Regions from separate parts of the Homo sapiens genome. Here all the other regions are linked to region 1. The links are chromatin contacts, found by Hi-C or POLR2A ChIA-PET in ENCODE. All regions are on one chromosome and are shown on one strand. The core of a region is the stretch at or near the end of the contact, and the rest is flanking DNA. Distances in the headings are between cores, read along the strand shown. Region 1 holds the start of TRIM11 (tripartite motif containing 11). Region 2 has its middle 17 kb from the start of PARP1. Region 3 holds the start of PSEN2 (presenilin 2).

The links. A loop is a pair of places that touch in the nucleus more often than their neighbours do. ChIA-PET counts read pairs that join two places held with the same protein, here RNA polymerase II (POLR2A). Pooled maps may share reads with other maps.
Region 2: POLR2A ChIA-PET joins it to region 1 with 19 read pairs in naive thymus-derived CD4-positive, alpha-beta T cell. The contact joins the enhancer-like site here to the promoter of TRIM11 in region 1. POLR2A ChIA-PET finds 5 or more read pairs at or near these places in 2 of 52 experiments (activated B cell and naive thymus-derived CD4-positive, alpha-beta T cell).
Region 3: a loop to region 1 is called in a pooled map, with 3 times the contacts of the local background. The contact joins the promoter of PSEN2 here to the promoter of TRIM11 in region 1. A Hi-C loop is called at or near these places in 5 of 50 pooled maps. POLR2A ChIA-PET finds 5 or more read pairs at or near these places in 2 of 52 experiments (GM10248 and activated T-cell).

The regions. Positions count from the first base shown.
Region 1 is chr1:228,405,264-228,408,520 of GRCh38, forward strand. TRIM11 (tripartite motif containing 11) reads right to left here and starts at 1,572. Exons shown (of 6, transcript NM_145214.3): 1 at 891-1,572. The coding sequence starts at 1,298. TRIM17 (tripartite motif containing 17) reads right to left here. Exons shown (of 7, transcript NM_016102.4): 7 at 2,672-3,257. The coding sequence ends at 2,938. RefSeq lists silencers at 1,284-1,523, 1,584-1,673, 1,814-1,883 and enhancers at 2,234-2,283, 2,475-3,134.
Region 2 is chr1:226,423,540-226,426,796 of GRCh38, forward strand. No RefSeq gene overlaps it. Among named protein-coding and RNA genes, the nearest start is that of PARP1, 17 kb to the left of the region's middle. RefSeq lists a silencer at 1,105-1,154. Within about 2 kb of position 1,617, at least 4 of the 41 ENCODE cell types and tissues checked have a DNase peak (open chromatin) inside an H3K27ac peak, as active enhancers do.
Region 3 is chr1:226,868,923-226,872,179 of GRCh38, forward strand. PSEN2 (presenilin 2) reads left to right here and starts at 1,694. Exons shown (of 13, transcript NM_000447.3): 1 at 1,694-1,727; 2 at 2,340-2,482. It overlaps LOC105373119 (a long non-coding RNA gene), which reads right to left and starts at 1,628. Exons shown (of 3, transcript XR_949226.4): 1 at 1,440-1,628. RefSeq lists silencers at 1,497-2,096, 2,107-2,156.

The sequences.
Region 1 (3,257 bases), core at 322-2,821:
AGTATCCCAGAAGTTTGCTCTGTGATAGGGACAGATCAAGCTCAGTACTGATTCTAACACTGCCTTAACTGCTCATCTGGCACACACAAGTGACCATGATGCAACACACAAAGTGCAATCAAGAAAGCTCCAAAGATGCTGCCATCTGCCCCACACGTAGGCTCCCAGGAGCACACCTGCAGCAGGTCAGCGAGGAAAGAGGACAGCGGGAGGGAGCGCAGGCCAGGGAACGTGTGCCCCAGGCCCTTCAGCTCGGGTTTTATTTGGGTTTTAAGCAGCAAGACAAGGGGAGAAAAGGCAGGCTGAGCCCTGGCATCTCAGATGGCAGAGATGGCTCCCAGTACCCCACCCAGAAATGCAGGGCAGCCCTGGAGGGGAGGTTAGAGAGGAAACGACTGTGTCCCCCTCATCCTGCCCAGTCTGGGGCTTTCCCAGGACTTAAGTACTGACCTGCTAACACAGTCCCTGCAGGGAGTCCATCTAGGATCGGCCACCTCTGAGGTTCTCCCACTTTCCTCTGATTCCAGCTCCTTGCTGGCCAGGGTATGGCCACATTTTCCTTGCCCCCACTCCACCACCTTCCACCTTCCACCTTCCTCTCTTAGCCTCTATCTATGAGAGGTACGCCCCTCACCCCCGAGAGCAGGGTCTCATTGGCGGCCATGGTCCCAGCCTCAAGGGGCCTGGTTGAAACAGGCTGTGTCATGAGCCCCCACAGCCACCCTGCGCGACACCCCCCTCACAGGCCCACAGCAGGCTGCATCCTGAGCTCCCCGCCCTAGACAGAGACAGATTACTCCCGGAGCAGTCCCCCAAACCTCCCACCCGCCCAGGCCTCCCCAGTCCCCGGCTCCCCGACGCCCCTGCACGCCACCCCCGCCCAGGAGCACCTTGAGGTCTTCGGCCGCGTCCTGCAGCGGCCGCACGCGGTGCGCCCAGTGCTCCCCAGAGCGCTCGCAGGCCGCACACAGGAGGCGCAGCTCGTCGCCACAGAAGGCGGCCAGTGGCTCGCGGTGCGCGGGGCACACGCCCTGCGGGACCGGCGACGGCGGGTGCAGGCGCCGCGCCATCTCGGCCATCTTAGCAAGCGGGCGGTTGGGCCGCAGGTTCCTCTGCGGGGACAGCTCGCGGCACTCGGGGCACGCGTACGGGCCCTCGGGCTGGCCCCAGCAGCGCCGGATGCACTCGCGGCAGAAGTTGTGGCCGCAGTCGGTCATCACCGGATCCGTGAAGTAGTCGAGGCAGATGGCGCAGGTGGCCTCCTCCTGGAGGTTGGTGGACAGGTCGGGGGCGGCCATGGCGCGGACAGAGGGGAGGAAGGCGGTACTGTCCGCGGGGCGGCGGCGGGCGGCCTCGGCAGCTCGCGGGGACGCGGGGTATCCGGGTGCGGCGGCGCAGGCTCGGGCACTCCGGGGCGCGAGGCTCGGGACTCCCGGGTGCTCGGGCTCCGGGGCGCGGGGACTCCAGGGCGCAGGACTCTGGGTTTCGGTAGCGCTGGGCGCGTAGGCTCCGAGCGCTCGGGGGACGCGGGACGTAGGGATCCCGGATGCCGGCAGGAAGAGGAGCCGAGGCGGAAGCAGGAAGCGACTGGGTGGGTTTTGTGTGTTTTTTTTTTTTTTTTTTTTTTTTTTTTTTTTTTTTTGGAACAACCCGCTTTTGCCTCCGATTGGCCGCTGCCAGTCACGCGGCCCGCGGGCGGGACGGAATTGGAGAGCTTTCACTTGCTGACCTGGCGTCACCACCGCTCCGGTTCTTGTGGCCAGGTCTTTTACCCCTGCCCTGGGGAGGACTCAGGCGCAGGGGAGGGATGGGGACAGGGGGCGGGGCGCAGGGGAGGGATGGGGACAGGGGGCGGGGCGCAGGGGAGGGATGGAGCAGGGGGCAGGGCAAGGAGGGATGGGGACTCAGGGCGGGGCACACGGAAGCAACTGCAAGGACTAAGGGAGTCCGCAGCCTGGGGCATTGGAGCCCTTCGCCATACCCCTAGTGCGTCCTCACCCCCTCAGCCCGTGCTTCCCAGGGCGGGTATCCTCGGAAGGCCCGGCCCTCACAGCCTTGGCAGGCCAAGGTCAGAATGATTGGAGTTGGGGGATGGGACGGGGGCATCCCTCCAGGACCAGCTCTCCAGGAGGCCCACATTCTTTCTGCGGGAACCACTCCAAAGGGGCATGCTGTTCCAGGCAGCCCCTCGCGCAGACACTCCGGCTTTGTCGAGGTAGGAGTACGCTTACTCTGGAATTCTGCCTTGCTAGTGACTGACACAGGCTGTTAAAGTGCTTGACCCTGCAGGGGTGGGTGGGGGGTTCCTTGGAAAAGGTAAGGGCGCTGTGGAAAAGAGGCCCCTACATAAATCCTAATCTCTTTGGGATTTTGCCCCTGCTCGTGCAACTTTGGGGATCGAACGGGATGGGGGTGGGCAGCTCTGAGGCTTTTTACGGGTTCAGCCTTTCCCATTTTCCCCCATCGAAGGACCCAATAGGATGCATAGGACATTTCTATGGGCAGCCTGGGACCATCCCTGACACAGCAACCACCCCCGCTCCTCCCCACCATAGGATATTTCTACTTCTTTGACAGAGTAACCTAAACCCCTGGGGGGGCTGGGAGCCACAGATTCCTGTCATTCCAAAGTGGGGGTGGGGGCATGGCTAAAAAAAACGTGACCACGCTGTTCCTGGTGTGTAGGTATGGATTTAGAAATCGGTCCACTCAGAACGCAGGGGCTTTCAAAAGTTTCCTCTAGGAAGCATCTGTCAGTATACCCTCTTAATGTTTGACAGTTCTAATCACAATTATATTTAGAATTTGAGAAACCCCCCTGTGTGTCTAATGGCTGCCAGCGTGATGCCAGAGAACCCTGGCAGGTGGCCTGCAGTAAGCAGAAGGCCCACACCTTCTGCAGAGCCAGGAGCAGTGCCCGAGTCCCCCGGTCTGTGTCTATCCTTTCACCCACATGGTCACTGTGGAGATGACCATCTGACCAGACTTCGGAGCCCCCAGGCAGAAGAAAGGCTGCAGGGGGCCTGGGAAGGTGGCCTGGGAGTAGGTGTGCAGGTGGGACCCATCGCTTACACTGTAGAAGGACACTTCCCCGGCTTCGAAGTCCAGGAAGATGCCCATGTGGCTGGGAGGCTCCATCAGCATGACCGGGGTTAGGGCAGAGAAGGTGGATAAGTACTTGGTCCCCTTGGACAGCTGCACCACCCAGAAGCCGTTTTCGGGGCACTTGGGGACCCTGTCTTTCCGGCTCACGTTGT
Region 2 (3,257 bases), core at 367-2,866, 2.0 Mb before region 1:
TTTCTTAGTCTCGTAACTCAATTTTGTCCACGTATCCAGAAGGAATCCATTGGGAACCCATTGGGAGACTGATATGAAAATCAGGACACCAATTTATTAATTTACCATGGGAAATAGCAGTGCTTGGGGGCCAAGTGTGGTGGCTCACAGATGTCATCCCAACACTTTGGGAGGCCGAGGCAGGGGGATTGCTTGAGGCCAGGCATTCGAGACCAGCATGGGAAACACAGAGAGACCCTGTCTCGACAAAAACAATTTTTTTTTTCTGAGGCAGGGTCTCGCTCTGTTGCCCAGGCTGGAGTGCAGTGGCATGATCTTGGCTGACTGCAGCCTCCTCCTGTCAGGCTCAACTGATCCTCCCACCTCAGCCTCCCAAGTAGTTGAGGCTACAGGCGTGCGCAGGATGCTACAAGCATGCCAGGATAATTTTTGAATTTTTTGTATAGATGGGGTTTCGCCATGTTGCCCAGGCTGGTCTTGAACTCCTGGGGTCAAGCAATCCCCTTGGCTTGCCCTCCCAAAGTGCTGAGATTACAGATGTGGGCTACCACACCCAACCATTCTACAAAAAATTTTAAAAAGTTAGGTAGTCATGGTGGCATGGGCCTGTAGTCCCAGAGGTTGAGGTGGGAGGATGGCTTGAGCTCAGGGCTGCAATGAATTGTGATTGTGCCACTGCACTCCAGCCTGGGTGACAGAGTGAGACTCCGTCTCTTTAAAAAAAGACAAAAGAGAGAGAGAGAGCGAAATAGCAGTGCTTGGTAGACTGAAATTTGAAATCTGCTAGGCAGGGCTGTTGTCCTTTTAGGAAAAGGGATGGGAAACCAGCTGAGAATCTGAAGCTACAGGGAGAGCAAGGAACCAGCATCTGGGGTGAGGACAAAAGGATCTTAACGGCCAAAGTTACCTCTATTTGGCACCACCCTACTCCTCCTTTCCCTCTGGCCTATTGGCAGAGTGGAGCTTCTGAAGCAGGCTGCAAGTTGCCTTTGACTCTGATCTTGTTATGGGGTCAAGAACAATCTTTGCTTTTAAAATCTGGCTACTTATTAAATCTTTGAAGTTCGAAAGATTGACTAGGGCTTGGGGAGTTCATTCCATAGCCTGGAAATAAATTGCCCTATTGTCCACTAGATGGTGTTCAAAATACACACACTCACCCAGCACAGGCAACTCTGGAAACACACAAATCAACCTAATGAGGTGTGATGTTGATGAAAGAAACCCGCAAGATCTACTCCAGCCTGGGTTGGTTGTCTTGTTTAATTTGCCGGCAGCACACTTGGAGAAGAGATTTGGAAACTGGCAGGAGAGGAGGAAGATGCGCCTTTTAGACAATCCCTCTGGTTGCATTGTGAGGAAAGCTGCAAGGCTGCAGGCAGAGAAAATTGGGAGCTGTTGGAGCCATCCTGGTGAGAGGTGATGGCGGCCTGGACCAGGACAGTGGCAGTGGGAGGAGAGAAGAGGATAGTCCTAGGAGGCAGAAAAGGCAGGGGTTTGAGGGCAGACTGGATATAGCACTCTTTGAATTTGCTAGTTTCAATTTTTTTTTTTTATTTTTTGTTGTTTGTTTTTTCCTCTGCACGTTGTAAGCTCTGAAAGAGCAGAGATGTGGGCTTATCAGTGTATTTCCGGTGCTGCACAGAGTAGATACTCAATAGACTTTTTGGATAACAATGAATAACAGAGCTAACATTTTTTGCATGATAATGTGAGCCCTTCTAAGCACTGTACATGTATTAATTTCATTTATTACCCCTCAAATACACACCTGGGCCCTGGCCCAGATCCAAATCTCTGGGACAGAAACCTAGGCCAGTGTATTTTGAAAATCCTCCACAGGAAATCCTTTTCTTTTTAAATTTTTAATTATTATTTTTAGACATGGGGGTCTCACTATGTTGCCCATTCTGCAGTACGGTGATTACTCACAGGTGCGGTTCCACTACTGATCAGAACGGGAGTTTTGAACTGCTCCGTTTTTGACCTGAGTCAGTTCACCCCTCCTTAAGCAACCTGGTGGCCCCTTGCTCCCAGTGTGTCCGGAATTGGTGGGTTCTCGGTCTCACTGACTTCAACAATGAAGCCGCGGACCCTCGCGGTGAGTGTTACATTACAGCTCTTAAGGTGGCGCGTCTGGAGTTTGTTCCTTCTGATGGCCGGATGTGTTAGGAGTTTCTTCTTTCTGGTGGGTTCGTGGTTTCGCTGGCTCAGAAGTAAAGCTGCAGACCTTGGCGGTGAGTGTTACAGCTCATAAAAAAAGCGTGGACCCAAAGAGTGAGCAGTAGCAAGATTTATTGCAAAGAGCGAAAGAACAAAGCTTCCACACTGCAGAAGAATATCCCAGGAGGGTTGCCGCTGCTGGCTCCGGCAGCCTACTTTTATTCTCTTATCTGGCCCCACCCACGTTCGCTGACTGGTAGAGCCCAGTGGTCTGTTTTGACAGGGCGCTGATTGGTGCGTTTACAATCCCTGAGCTAGACACAAAGGTTGTCGAAGGCCCCACCAGAGTAGCTAGATACAGAGTGTCCATTGGTGCACTCACAAACCCTGAGCTAGACACAGTGTGCTGATTGGTGTGTTTACAAACCTTGAGCTAGAGACAGAGTGCCGATTGGTGTATTTACAATCCCTGAGCTAGACATAAAGGTTCTCCACGTCCCCACCAGACTCAGGAGCCCAGCTGGCTTCACCCAGTGGATCACGCACCAGGGCTGCAGGTGGAGCTCCCTGCCAGTCCCGCGCCATTTGGCCGCGCTTCTCAGCCTTTGGGTGGTCGATGGGACTGGGCACCATGGAGCAGGGGTGGCGCTCGTCAGGGAGGCTCGGGCCGCACAGGAGCCCATGGAGGGGGTGGGAGGCTCAGGCATGGCGGGCTGCAGGTCCCGAGCCCTGCCCCTCGGGAAGGCAGCTAAGGCCCGGGAGAAATCGAGCACAGCGCCGGTGGGCTGGCACTGCTGGGGGACCCAGTACACCCTCCGCAGCCGCTGGCCCGGGTGCTAAGTCCCTCATTGCCCGGGGCTGGCAGGGCCAGCTGGCTGCTCCGAGTGCGGGGCCGCCAAGCCCACGCCCACCGGAACTCCAGCTGGCCCGCAAGCCCCGCGCGCAGCCCTGGTTCCCGCTCACTCCTCTCCCTCCACACCTCCCTGCAAGCTGAGGGAGCCGGCTCTGGCCTTGGCCAGCCCAGAAAGGGGCTCCCACAGTGCAGCGGTGGGCTGAAGGGCTCCTCAAGTGCCACCAAAGTGGGAGCCCAGGCA
Region 3 (3,257 bases), core at 444-2,943, 1.5 Mb before region 1:
GGCATGTCTCCAAAGAAGATATACAGATGGCCAACAAACACATGAAAAGGAGAATGCTTAATAGCATTAGTTATTAGGAAAATGTAAACCAAAACCAGAATGAGGTACCGCTGCACACCTACTAGGATAACAATAAAATGGAAAATAACAAGTGTTGGTGAGGATGTGGAGAAATTGGGATCCTGTACATTGCTGGTAGGAATATAAAATGGTTCAGCCATCGTGGAAACCACTTGGGGTTCCCCAAATAGTTAAACACTGAAGGCTGGGCACGGTGGCTCATGCCTATAATCCAGCACTGTGGGAGGCCAAGGCAGGCAGATAACTTGAGTTCAGGATCAAGACCAGCCTGGCCAACATGGGGAAACCCCATCTCTACTAAAAATACAAAAATTAGCCAGATGTGGTGGCACACACCTGTAACTCCAGCTACTCAGGAGGCCGAGGCAAGATAATTGCTCGAACCTGGGAGGCAGAGGTTGCAGTGAGCCAAGATTGCGGCCACTGCACTCTAGGCTGGGCAACAGAGCAAGGCTCTGTCTCAAAAAAAAAAAAAAATTGAATTACCATGCGATCCAACAATTCAACCCCTATGTATGTACCCTCCCCAAATAAAAATGGGCTCTCAAACAAATACATGTACATGCATGTTCATGGTAGCATTATTCACAAAGCCAAAAGATGCAAACAGCCCCAATGTCCATAGATGAATAAACTGTGGCATACATGATACACACACACACACGCACACACATATACATATACACACACAAACACTATTCAGTCATAAAAAGGAATAAAGTCTGTTACATGCTACCTGAGGATGAACCTCGAAAACATGCTAAGTGAAAGACACAAAAGTCCACACACTGTGATTCCGTTTATATGAAGTATCTAAAGTAAGTAAATATAGAGACAGAAGTAGACTGGTAATTGCCAGGGGCTGGGGGGGAAGAGGGCATTGGGAAGAAACTTCTCAATGGGTATGGGGTTTTTCTTTCGGAATGAGGAAAATGTTTTGGAACTAGACAGAGGTGGTGGTTGCACAGCATTGTGAATTCACTAAATGCCACTGAAATGCCCACTTTAAAATGGTAAATTTTATGTTATGTGAATTTCACCTTAAGTTAAAAAAAAAAAAGTAAAACTACTCAGACAACGCCAAATTATTGACAATCTCAACCTACCCCACAGACCCCAAATCCTGGAACCACAACCCCCTAGGCCAATTCTCAGGTCAGGCAGCAATTTATTCCTGTTCAATTTTATGCAGAGCTCCTGGTGGCTCTGAAGCGCCCTAGGGAACAGACCAGGAACATTCTCATGGTGTTAGCTCACATTGGGCCATTAGTGCTCCTTTAATGTGAGAACAACCGGGAGGAGGAGGGGATGTGGACCCAAAACTACAAGAAAGAGTGTCCTCGAAGCCTATGTCCTACCGCCCCACGCTGCTGCCAGGCCCGCAGGAAGATGACAGGCCCGGCCTCCACTCCTTCTAAGGTCGTCGCTTAGTTCCGACGTCGGGATGACCCTGTCATCCACGCGGCGTGAAGGCCACCCTCCCCGCGCGCCCGGGACTCCAGGTGGGGCCCCAGTGGACGAGGGAACGCGGCGTCGCCCACCGGGCGTGGCCTGGGCGGGCGTGGGGCGGGGCCTGGGCCGGCGCCGGGTCCGGCCGGGCGCTCAGCCAGCTGCGTAAACTCCGCTGGAGCGCGGCGGCAGAGCAGGTGAGCGGGCGGTGCCGGGGGGTGCCCAGGCCAGGGCCCTGTCGCCTGCGGCGCTGAGGGCCCGGGGTGGGGCTGCGCCCTGAGGGCCCTGCCCTGCCCTCCGCACGCCTCTGGCCACGGTCCCTTCCCCGGCTGTGGGTCTGCGGCCCCTGCGTGCGCAGCGCTCCTGGCCTCTGCGGCCAGCGCGGGGGCGGAGAGAGGAGAGTGCCCGGCAGGCGGCGGCTGGGCCGGCCCGGAACTGGGTCGTGGAAGGATCGCGGGGAGCGGCCCTCAGGCCTTCGGCCTCACTGCGTCCCCACTTCCCTGCGCCCGCCTGCCGCCGAGCCCCGGCTGGGGGTGGGCGCGGCGCGAGCGGTTAAAGGGCCGGTGCATTTAAAGGAGCGGTGCACGTGGGTCTCTGAGGCGTGTAGCAGGCGGGGGCGTTTTGTTCTTCTTCTCTCTCGCCGGAGACCTCCGTTGCGCCGAGTCCATTCGGCCTCTAGCACCGGGTCCTGGGCATGCTTTCCCCGGGAAGGAGGCGCGCGGGGGCTCTGCCCGCACGTGAGGGGCAGGGCCGCAGGCTCAAGCCTAGAGCCGGTTTCTGTTAGCAGCGGTGTTTGGCTGTTTTATCAGGCATTTCCAGCAGTGAGGAGACAGCCAGAAGCAAGCTTTTGGAGCTGAAGGAACCTGAGACAGAAGCTAGTCCCCCCTCTGAATTTTACTGATGAAGAAACTGAGGCCACAGAGCTAAAGTGACTTTTCCCAAGGTCGCCCAGGTACGATATAGCAGAGCCAGGCTTCGACCCCAGTGTCCTGGCTTCTAGATCTGCTGTCCATCCCTCCGAGCAGACCTCACCCCTGTTTATTGCCTTAATAAGTATTCCCTTTGAAAGGTATGAACGGTGTTGAGTGAAGTAACTGCATCCCTATTTACAAATGGAGAACCTGAGAGCATTCCATAGAGACGATTGTAGACTAACTTAACTCAGAAGCGACAGCCTGGGGTTGCCAAGGCTGTCTACGAAGTAACTTGATTAGGACCGACCCCAGCTTCCAGTAAGGAAGCCTCTGATGCCTCTGTAGCCAATTCTGCAGACACCTGAGCCTCCAAGGCCTTCAGCCAAGACCTTTGGCGGTAATTGGAGTCTCGGGATAAGCTGCTTCAGGTGTGTGAGCCTCAGGTTCTTCTCTCCTGAATGTGGTTGTGGGCAGCCGGTGACTGGCGCAGGTGCAGAAGGGGCCTGGTTCTTGGCCCCACCTCAGAGCTGCGTCCTCACGACGCCCACGTTGAGCCTTGGGTTCCAGGGCAGAGACTGGAGTGAGGGCTTGGGGGCATGTTGCTTTGAAGTGGGATGGATGTATCAGGTTTTTGGGGAAAACTCTGTACCCTTTGGTGTTGAAGTGCCCATGTGCCAAGTCTTGAGTCCAGCATGTTCACATGTGGGGAGTGAGTGGCTTGTTCCTGTCTATTTGAAAGAGCAGCAAGGAGGAGGAGGAGCAAGGGCTAGGGGCTGCTGCTGGGGTGCCTGGAGCTGTGGTGCATAATGTCAC